2 separate regions of the Homo sapiens genome follow, and region 1 is linked to region 2. The links are chromatin loops, found by intact Hi-C in ENCODE. Cell type or tissue: heart left ventricle. All regions are shown on one strand. Each heading gives the region's core, and the rest is flanking DNA. Links, peaks and the distances in the headings are about the cores only. Region 1 holds the start of CFAP46 (cilia and flagella associated protein 46). Region 2 overlaps ADGRA1 (adhesion G protein-coupled receptor A1).

The links. Peaks named below come from ENCODE experiments on the same cell type or tissue, not always from the same donor. Only the 100,000 strongest peaks of a DNase experiment are listed, where the experiment ranks them.
Region 1: it touches region 2 in a loop (8-fold over the local background); 53 of 110 quality-filtered maps call a loop at or near these places.

The regions. Positions count from the first base shown.
Region 1 is chr10:132,938,186-132,943,545 of GRCh38, reverse strand. CFAP46 (cilia and flagella associated protein 46) reads left to right here and starts at 976. Exons shown (of 58, transcript NM_001200049.3): 1 at 976-1,110; 2 at 1,442-1,566; 3 at 1,824-1,955; 4 at 2,486-2,550; 5 at 4,793-4,957. The coding sequence starts at 1,062. LOC105378572 (a long non-coding RNA gene) reads right to left here and starts at 179. Exons shown (of 3, transcript XR_007062348.1): 1 at 1-179. RefSeq lists enhancers at 496-1,079, 1,080-1,663, 4,460-5,185, 5,186-5,360. In heart left ventricle, for the core only: CTCF peaks have their summits at 3,061 (motif pointing left) and 4,684 (motif pointing left); DNase peaks (open chromatin) are centred at 295, 965, 3,035, 4,695 and 1 weaker place; H3K4me3 peaks cover 1,281 bases; H3K27me3 peaks cover 2,645 bases.
Region 2 is chr10:133,121,980-133,127,339 of GRCh38, reverse strand. ADGRA1 (adhesion G protein-coupled receptor A1) reads right to left here. Exons shown (of 7, transcript NM_001083909.3): 6 at 9-107. Among named protein-coding and RNA genes, the nearest start is that of KNDC1, 36 kb to the left of the region's middle. RefSeq lists an enhancer at 1-528. In heart left ventricle, for the core only: a CTCF peak has its summit at 2,398 (motif pointing right); DNase peaks (open chromatin) are centred at 599, 2,459 and 4,119; H3K27me3 peaks cover 3,663 bases.

The sequences.
Region 1 (5,360 bases), core at 103-5,102, 180 kb after region 2:
CTCTCCCAGGTGGGCCTCTCCCGGGTGGAATTCCACTCTCCCACGTGGGACTCTCGTGGGTGGGCCTCTCCCAGGGGGTCCTCTCCCAGGTGGGCCTACCCCAGGTGGGCCTCCCCTAGAGCTCCCCTAGTGTGCCCACCCCGGGGTGAGTCCCGGGCCCTCCCCTCCCCAGGCCGACCCAAGTCCTTCAGTGGCTCCGGCTTCCCCGCGCGGGGGCTGCGCGCCCCGCCAAGCCTCCAATTCGGGTCGGTCGTAGGCGCCGTCCGGACCCCGGCCGGAAAGCAGCCCCGGCTGGGAGGTGGGGAGCCCCGGGGGGCAGGTGGCTGCGCTGCTACCCTCTCCGTGGGGGCCGGGGCTCTGCGTCTGCTCCTCCCGCCTCGGCCACCCCCTGCTGCCAGGTCTTAGCTCGTCCCCAGACCCGGCGGCCCCATCCACGCCCGCAGCCCGCATTTCCACTGCGCGACTTTCTGTGCCCGCTGCACTTCCAGCACCGTGGCAGGGGCAAATCACCGCCTGTTAAAGTAATGACGGAATGAATGAAAGAACGAAAGAATGAAGGAATGACTGACTGACTGACTGACTGACTGACTGAATGGATGAATGAATGAATGAATGAATGAATGAATGAATGAATGAATGAGCCGACGAGCGCAGGCGCGAAGGACGCAGTCGGAAGTTCCCGGGGAAGGTGGAGGGTGAGCCCGGGGTCAGGACCAGAACCCGGGCACACAGGAGCCCTGAGCGGGGAGAGGAGGCCCGCGCGGAGCCCCCGGCGTCCCCCCACGCCGCCTTCCCTCCCCTTTCTTCTTCCCGCCCCTCGCCGGGGGTCGCTGCCCTGGTGTCTCACTCCCGCGGAGCTGGCGGGGGGCAGGGCGGGGGCGCGGCGTTGTTCGCCTTCCCCGAAGTGTGGCCCCGCCGCCGACCCGTAGCCCCGCGTCCGCGTCCCTTTCGGTCTCCAGGCAACCGTGGCCGGGTCCTCGCGGCTGGAGAACCCAACCGACAGTGGGCGGCAGGACGCACCGCGGACCCCGGAGAGAGCGGACGAGCAGGGCGCCGGCGCCATGGACCTGGTCATCACGCAGGAGCTGGCCCGCGCCGAGAGCCAGCAAGGTGACCCCAGGCCCGCCACGACCCCCGCCCCGGGGAGGCCCCGGGACCCGCCACGACCCCCGCCCCGGGGAGGCCCCGGACCCTCTCATCCCAGCCCGCCCAATGGGTGATCCCTCGAGGGCCACAGCCGGAGCCCCCACCTCCCGATCGTCTGACCAGAGCAAACGTACAGGAAGGCGCCCACACCGCTGCTCCCTGGCGGCGACAGGTTCTGACGGTGGCTGTGGCCCGGGGGCCCAAGGCGGCTGCCTGGGGCCTTCGGGATGGCGTTGCCCGGCTCACTTCTCCCAGCCCAGTGACCAAACCTTCCTCAACCACCCGTTTGGGACAGATGCTGCGTCCTTGAAGAAGGCCTACGAGTTGATCAAATCGGCCAACCTAGGGAAATCGGAGTTTGACCCCTCAGAGAGCTTCAGCCCAGACCTGTTTGTTCTGTGTGCAGAGCAGGCCCTGAAGGTAACTAGTTCCCGGGATCCTCGGTCAGGGCAGCTTTGACAGGGAGAGGGAGGGCCTCTGGGTGTGCAGCGGATGCAGAGTGGGGCTGGGGAGAGGCAGCTCCTGGCCGGGCAGTCAAGGGGCCAGGATGGAGGATGGGGCTGGAAACAGGCTCCACCTGTGCTGGGGGCCTGTTCTGAAAGCGGGCCCGTGGTGCTTCTGGGCAGGGAGGCCACCCCTCCGGGTCTGTGATCTTCTGTGGTGGTGTTCTCTTGCAGATGAGGCAGCCAGAGGTGAGCGAGGACTGCATCCAAATGTACTTCAAGGTGAAGGCGCCCATCACCCAGTTTCTGGGCCGAGCGCACCTGTGCAGGGCCCAGATGTGTGCCCCGAAGTCGGCAGAAAACCTGGTGAGAGGCGTCCTGTGCCCCTTATCCCCAACAGTTCAATTTTCACCCCATCTCCAGAGCAATGCCAGGCTAGACCAGGCTTAAAATCGTTCTTAGGGTAGTAGAGTGAAGGAATTCCTTTCCAGAGTGACACGAAACTTGCACCATTTCCTGTCCATGCTTTTTGCTCAAGTGGTGATATCTGACACACAGGACCCCTGGACCTTTGCCTCGTAGCAGCGTGGTCTCTGTGGCATCTGCGCCTGCAGCTGCCCCGAGTGGGCACAGGGGAGCTGGGGTGGGGCGGGCGTGCTGGAGCACAGGCACTGCGGTTTCTGCTGCCTCGCTGTGTCTGCGGGACGGGAACCCGGGTGCAGGTCCAGGACCTCGCCACGACACTCAGGCTGTGTCTGCCACACCGTCACCTGTGGATACACAGGTGACACACAGGGGGTACCAGGCCAACCGTGAGGGAGCCGTGGCATCCGCAGATGGGGCAGTGAGCAGGGGTCAGTATTTCGGTCTAATTGTGCTTCTTTATGTTGCCTTAGGAGGAATTTGAAAATTGCGTGACTGAGTACATGAAGGCCATAAACTTTGCCAAAGGAGAACCGAGGTAGGCAAAATTGAAGTGGCCGTTTCTCACTGACTGGGTGAAAGACTTCAGAGCCAGAACTTATCAAGTGGGTGTATTTATTTGAACTGTGGGGTTTCCCCTCGTTTGTGGTCTGTGATTTTCATGCACGTGTGATCACTCCCTCATCTCGTCAGCGTGTGGACAGGCCACATTCATGCCGAATTCCGAGTAACAGCCTCTTTTGCACTCGGCGGTTTTCGTGATTTTAGATGGCTGTGAAGAGTCTGTTTTCTGCCGGGCGTGGTGGCACATGCCTGTAATCCCAACTGCTGGGGAGGCTGAGGCAGGAGAATCACTTGAACTCGGGAGGCGGAGGTTGCAGTGAGCCCAGATCACGCCACTGCACTCCAGCCTGGATGACAGCGAGACTCTGTATCAATAAAAAAAAAAAAAGAGTCTGTTTTCTCCAGGGCCTCCCCGGGCGCACCCCCAGGGCGCCTTCTCCTTCCCCACGGTTCCTTCTTCGGCCCAGCGTGCCTTTGCTGCTCCCTAGCGGACAACTTGGCCAAGGCCGCTGTCCCTGCGGAGGCGACTCCAGCACTTTCTACAAAATCAGTGCTTTCTGCACAAAAACAAATATCATGCTTCAAACTGTTAAGCTTGCACAAAACTGATTCATATCCTATTCAAATCAGTTTTGTGCAAGCTTGACAGTTTCAAGCATATTTGCTTGAACATATATCACATATTCAAATAGGATACAATGTTTGGAGGATATTTAAATAGAAGCTGTGGGTTCCCTGGTCTGTTCTACCCACATCGGCCTGCTTGTCTGCTGGTGGCCTTCTCTGGTCACACCCTGTTGCAAGTGCTGGGGATGTAGGGCCCAGCCCCACAGATCCTCTCTGCATGGGGACAGGGACGGGGAGGCCCCACCTCAAGCCACAGATTCTAAAGACAAGGGGTATTTCCAAGGGTGCTGTGACGCGGGAGTGGTGGGTACCATGGGAAGGAGGCTGCTCTGCTCCAGGGCCCTCAGGGGCACTGTGGACGGGTCAGGGGGTGACAGAGCCTTGCCAGAGGTCAGGACCATCTTTGGGAAGGGTCCAGGTTGTGTGGAGAGAGAGGGCAGCGCTGGCTTGTCCAGGGCAGTGTCAGTGGGACAGGAGACTGTGAGCCCAACCACGGGCATGTGGAGGCCACAGTGGGAATTTGGGGAGAGCCACTTACAGGGAGGAGACGGGTTCCTTTCGAGACGCAGCACTCAGGGAGACGCAGCACTCAGGGAGACGCAGCAGGCCGCTGGAGTCCCATGATGACCCCTCTGACTCAAGCAGGCGTGACCGTCTGGTCAGGACACCCCGCACCTCCGCTCCTCTCCTGAAAACCTGGAAACAGGATGAGTCCTGTCCTAGGGTCACGTGGTGGCTCTGAGTAAACTCAGAGGAGTGGGCTTGCCACAGCCACCCTGGTGTCCTCCTCCCACCTGGGCATTGAGCAGTGCTGGTCCACCTGGTGGCCGGCCCAGGACCACAAGGCACACAGGCCCTACATGGCAGAGCTGGCCTGCCCCACTGTGGAGTGGCCCTAGAGTGAGAAGGGCAGATGGGCCCGGATTCCCTTACTTCAGTCCCTGCAATGCTCCCTGCTGCCCAGGGAGAGGCCCAGACCCCTGAGAGGGGTCTCTGCTCACTCTTCCAGCCCACCCTCCTCCACTTCACACTCTATGCTGGCAGACGGGAACTTTGTTTCCCAAAGGTTCCTCCCTTCTCCTCCATCTTCCTGACCTTCTTTTCCTCTACTACTGTCTTGGCTGCCTCCTGACATCTTTCAGGTCACAGCAGGCATGTAACCTCCTCCAGGAAGCCTTCCTTGATTCCCTCTGTCCTTGCCCATTCTTGTCTATCCCTTGAGAGTCAGAGGAGGCCTTGCCCAGTGGTGTATTTTCATGGGAGGGGGCCGATCAGTTTGTGGAATAATTGATGAAGAAGGCCCTGGTCTGGACTCGGGAGCCTGTGGCCGGGTCATCACAGCCGGGCCTGCGCTGGAGCCATGGCACGTCGGACGCAGGGTCGCCCAAGGCTGTCCCAGGGAAGGGCTCTGCATCCTGGTGCTCCTGCAGGCTGGGCCAAAGCTTCTCAGGTGGGGCTGCTGCCATCTGCTGGAGAGGACCTGAGGCCCCTCCTGGGAGGGGCTCCGGAGACACAGCGGCCCCTTGGTTCTGCAGCTTGGGCCGGCTGGGCTTTGAGCGTGCTCTCTGCTTCCTCTGCTCGCGCCGCAGGTACTACTTTTTGGTGTACAATGCATCAGTCCTCTACTGGCAGATGGTGAGGCCGTTCCTCAAGCCTGGATATCGTCACCATCTGATCCCCAGCCTTTCCCAAATCATAAACGTGCTGAGTCAGACTGAGGAGGAAGACAAGGAGTGGCGTGCTGAGCTGATGCTGTGAGTTGAGCTCGCCGTGCCCTCTGTGGCCTCCCGGTGGGCCGCCCTCTGGCTCTGAGGCCACCACCCCTTCTCCGGGGGGGGGACGGGAGTTCCACATCACTGGGGCACACTCCATGTGCGTTCTCTCCCACAGTCACAAGTTTCTGTGTGTCTTGTCCGAAGGTCGTTTCCAAAATCTGTAGATGACATTTGCCGTGCCCTGGTTATGAGGTTATGACAACAGAACAAGATACTGTGTTTAGACTCCCAGCAAAGCAGATATGATCCTGCCCCACGCAGCCTGGCTCACGGTTTTACAATCTTAGTTCTTAAAATGGTAACGCAGTAGACGTTTTAACAGCGTAAAACTAAGCAGAGTCAGCACATGCGGAGCCCAGGCAGCCCTGCGAGGAAGTTGGGG
Region 2 (5,360 bases), core at 175-5,174:
GTACTCACTACGCCGTGTCCTCGTCCTCTGTCCCGTAATTCCTGATGTTCGTGGCAGCCGTGACCCCACAGATGATAAAGGGGACCCCTCCGCTGACGAGGTAAAACCTGCCGGGGAGGAAGGCGTTGACCCCCTTGCAGACGCCGCCTGCATCCTCCGGGGTCAGCGCTGTCCCTCCCCCACTCCGCGGGGCAAGGGAGAGCAGCGGGTGCGGGCGGAGCAGGAGGAGACCAAGAACCCCGACCCCCGACCCCCGACCCCCGACCACTGACCGAGCAGCCAGTGCCGGCCTCGCTGGCCTCCCGCGGGCCTCTGCGCCTGGAGAGGGCCCTGACCAGGTCCTTTCACGGGTGGGCCCCGGGAGAGCTCCGTTGGCTGCGGACTTCTCTGCAACTGCAGGGAGCCCCTGGCTACAGGCGGGACTGCTCCCCGGGGCAGCGTGGGGTCACACAGGGAGCTGTGCGTCCCACCGGGTCCCCAGGTCATGGCCCCTCCCCGCGGGTAGTGCGTGGCCAGTGACCAGCAGTGCCCCGTTTTAAACAGTTTTAAGGCCCCGCTCAGCCTCAGGGGAAGAAGGTCGGAGGGCCGAAGTATCTGCTCCCTGTCAGACCGAGGAACCCCGCCTTGGAGGGGCAGAGTCTCATCCTGACAGGCACAGCCCGAGCCCAGGGCAGGGGCTGACCTTCCCCTCTGCAGGGCCTGGCAACGGTGCTGAGGGCGCCCAGGGATCCAAGCGGGATGCAGCGTGTCCCGGACCGGGTGCACTTGCTCACCGCCTCCAGCCCCCACCCGGACCCATGAGACAACCCCTGGCTGCCACCCCTACGGAGCATGGGTGACCTAGGGGCCGGCTCAGAGACCATCCCCCATGGACGCTGTCTCCCCGGCTCCTGCGAACACCTGGGTTGGCCACAGACCCCTGCCCCACACGTTCAGTGGGCTCCAAGGTGCAGTGGTGGGAGGGGGTGGCCTGTGTCTGGTAGTTCTCAGGGACTCCCTAGGAAACCTGTGCTTCCCAGACTCTATATCCCAAGAAGATATCCTTCAAGAATAAAGATGAAATAAAGATACTTTCTGATAAAAATAAAACTAACAGCATTTTCCGTGTATCGACCTGTACTTCAGGACATGTTAGATGAAATTCTTCAGGGTGGAGGGAGAGTAGACACTCCTGCAGGCACCGCACCTGTGGAAAACCCCAACCAGACCTGCACGGTGGGCCTTGGGCCGAGGGTCCGTGCTGCGGACTTCACCAGAACAGCAGGAAGCCCCTGGGCTGCTTGGGGGGACTTGGACTGTGCGGAAGGAAGGAGAAACACCAGAAACGCTGAAGGATAAATAGAAAAGATTTGTCTCCCCCTTCTTAATTTCCTCCCTCTTTCAATGACTGTTTAAAGAGAGAACTTTAGCAGTGCCTTGTGGAGGGCACTGGGGATGGTGCTCTGCCCAGCATCTGCAGGAGGAAAGGTGGGAGGCAGGAAACGGTCCTATATAGTCTCAAGTTTTCTGTAAATATGTTATATGAAGAGAACAATTTTACTCTACATAGGCTGTGGAAAGGTTGCGGATTTTAATCCATTAGAGCAACCATAAGAAACTAGGTAAAAACTAGGCAGGGCACGGTGGCTCACGCCTGTAATCCCTGCTCTTTGAGAGGCTGAGGTGGGCAGATCACGAGGTCAGGAGACCGAGACCATCCTGGCTAACACAGTGAAACCCCGTCTGTACTAAAAAATACAAAAAAAAAAATTAGCCGGGCGTGGTGGCGGGCGCCTGTAGTCCCAGCTACTCGGGAGGCTGAGACAGGAGAATGGCGTGAACCCAGGAGGCGGGGTTTGCAGTGAGCCGAGATCGCGCCACTGCACTCCAGCCTGGGCGACAGAACGAGACTCCGTCTCAAACAAACAAACAAACAAAAACATTAAAACAAATTTTTTAAAAATATTAAAATAATCCAAAAGAAGGAAGTAAAGGAGAAATGGAAGAATTCCAAAGAGCAAAACAATCACTTAAAGTGGTAAAAACGGAAAACAAACAGTAAAATGTAGACTAAATCCAACCAGATCAAAATTCCAATTAATTTTAACAAGCTAAAAGCTCCGATCCAAAGGCAGAGGTTGTCAGAATAGATAGTAAGCTTCTGGAACATGGTGACTAGAATAGAAACACTTTGAGTATAAGACACAAGTAGGTTGAAAGTAACTGGATGGAAAAGGCCATGCAGTGCCAACTGTGAGATTAAGAGAGCTACAGCGGCTACACGGATGCCCGGCAAAGTAGACGATAAGACAGGGAGATAGAGGGGCCCAGGGGACGCAGAAGTGTCCAGGATGGACCCACAGCACACAGGAGTGGTGCAGGACGGACCCACGGCGCACCACCGGCTCCGGGCTCCTTCCCGGTGAGCCGGCAGAGGGCGCGGGAGGCCGCCGCTTTTCTCGCCGCCGCCGCTGGGCAGTCACCGCCGTGGACGTGCAGGCGCGGGGCCGGGGCCGGGGCCGGGGCCGGGGGAAGGGGGTGCTCCGCTGGGTCCAGCATCCACCATCCACCGCCTGACGTGGGCCCCTCGCAACAGCCTCGGCCCACCGGTGTCCGGGGAGTTGTTCCCGCCCGTCTGGCAGCTGGGAACACCCTCTCCTATGGCTCCAAGCCCCAACCAGGGTAGGGGTCCAGCTTGTCCTCCTCCTCTGGGCGCTGACGAATCTGTCACTCAAGCGTCATCTTCTGTTACGTCGAATCCCGTCTAAGCCCCAGGCAGACTCTGGGCGTCGGGGAATGGCCACCCCACCCCTCTGTGCCCAGGTGCCCAGCGTTGGGGCAGCGGCTCGCACGCCAGGGCCACTCGCTGGGACATCTCCGGGTTACGTGATTTCCGCGAGTCAGGCCAACCACTGCCTTTGGGGGAAGGTTTCTAGAAAGGGAGGGCGGATCTGAATCTCGGTGAAATCCTAACAGCTTCCCCTTGGGAGCTATGAACCCGACCCAGAGGTGTCCGGAGGGGCAAAGCGGGAGCTGACTCACGGCAGAGCACATTGCTCAGAGCCCGGGGAAGGTGGCCTGGCCAGGGAGGGTGCAGAGCCGGGGAGGGTGCAGAGCCCAAGAGGGTGGCTTGGCCGGGGAGGTTGCAGAGCCGGGGAGGGTGCAGAGCCCAAGAGGGTGGCCTGGCCGGGGAGGGTGCAGAGCCCAAGAGGGTGGGCTGGCCGGGGAGGGTGCAGAGCCTGGGACCAGCCCTGAGTGCATCACCACGTGACCCAGTGCCAAGTGAGGGAGGAGCGGCCATCAGTGCCGGGGCAGGTAGATGAGCATCGCACAGGAGAACAAGAGCTCGGTCCTATGTCGGCTGAGTAACACCCCCAGACATCCACGTTCTCTTCCCTGAAACCAGTGAAGGTTTCACCTCACGCGTCAAGAGGGACCTTGCACATGGGGTTAAGTGAGTGGCGGTGAATGGTGGAGACTGCCCTGGGTTGTTTGGCTGTACTGACATCACCGGCGTCCTCTTAAAAGGGAGGGCAGAGATCCCAGTGGAGAGAGGACGCAGGGCTGCTGGCTTTCAGGGTGGAGGAGGCCCCAAGCCCAGGAGTGACGGTGGCCGAGGCAGCCCCAGAAGGTGCCGGGGGGGGGGAGGGAGGCAGTCCTCCCCACAACTCGACGTCGGCCCAGCGGGGCCCATTTCGGACCTTACGGCCTCTCGACTGTCGGATGATCCCCCTGAGTTGCTTTAGGCCACTGAGCTTTCACCGTGGCCACAGCAGCCACGGGAAGGCGGTGCGGCCCCAGCTGTGCGGTGAACCCCAGCTACACACAGTTACAGGACGGGCGTGCTGCTGCTCACAGGGGGTGACTGGGGAGCCTCGTGGAGGAGACATGGTGTGGATGTGGCATGAGGACGGGTACCTTAAACCATCCCTAGAAGCACGAGGCACCCCAGTATCACAGACTTTGGGTTCCAAAGCTGACTCAGCGAAAGGGAAAGTCTCTGCCGCTCGGGCTGATGTGAGGAACAAACACAGGCTCCTGCCCGTCAGTGAGGAAGAGTGGGCGGCCCAGAAGAGAGCGGAAGAGACCTGCACACGCTTCACAGAGGCAAGAGAGGACGGCGCAGCCAGCAATGCTCACAGACGGGCGCAGAGGGACGGGCGCAGAGGGACTCGCGGGGCCCCTGCCAGGGATGGGCTTGTGAGGAGTTAGCAGGCTTAGAGCTGAGCCCCGCATGGGTGGGACGAGCCTGCAGACCACCTGAGCCCTCGGAGACCAACGTGCCACAGTCGGCAGGAGGGATAAAGGGATAAAGCCCCGTGGTCTCGCCAGAAGCGGGTCCCGTGCAGCCATGGACATGGGGAGCCCCAGCTACCGACGGTTACAGGATGGGCCTTAAAGAAACACGTGCAGGGAAAGAAATCAGAGAAATCTGCTATGAAACCAGGTGAGACAACAACTCCAGGAACACACAGCTCGAAGCCAGTGCAGCCTGGGGACGCGTGTGCCTGGGGACGCGTGTGCCTGGGGACGCGTGTGCCTGGGGATGCGTGTGCCTGGCTGGTGAACCGGGAGGAAAGACAAGGAGGCCCCAGGGCCAGGCCAGGGAGGCACGGCCAGGGGTGGGGCCGGCCCCAAGGTTCTCGCTTCTGCCCCGCGGGTCGTGACCACAGTTTCCTGGCTGTGCTGGTGTGTCCGGCCAAGACAGCAGGTTCCTGGGCGGTGCTGGTGTGTCTGGCATCTTCCTAAATGTTCCACTGCACACTCAAAAATGATTAAATCTAGAAAGTATTTTTAAAAGGAAAGGAAAGAAAAGAAGAAAGAGACAAGAAACAGGCCTGTGGTGCAGGTGGAGCTTCGCAGTAGAGGGGGCACCTGCAGCTGACCCTGCCCAGCCCCTCGCCCATTAGCCCCTCGGCCCCGTGCCCAGCCTGAGTGCTGCCGGCTCTGTGATCCCTCCTGGCACACTAGCCCGCTGCTGGTTGGAGCTGATGGTCGGAATCAGCACACGCTGGGACACGGGGAAACGGGGCGAGGACGCAGACTGCAGGTGTGGTCCTGCCACGGCTCTGTTCCCGCCATGGCTGATGCTGCACACCTCTCACCGGTTGCAGTGGCACCATCACAGCCTGAGCGAAAAGGTCCTGGGCCCAGGTGCCACCCAGGGCAGCCCTTCTGAGACCAACACTGTGTCCCTGGGCTCAGGTGAGCAGCACTGCCTCTGCCTCCATGCTGCGCCTCTCCTTACACCACGCGCATGCTCACACGTGCACACACGTATGCTTGCATGACACTTCCACACGTACATGCCCCCCCACTCTCACACACTGGAACACACATACCACACACACACTGGCACCCATCACACACACAGGCACACA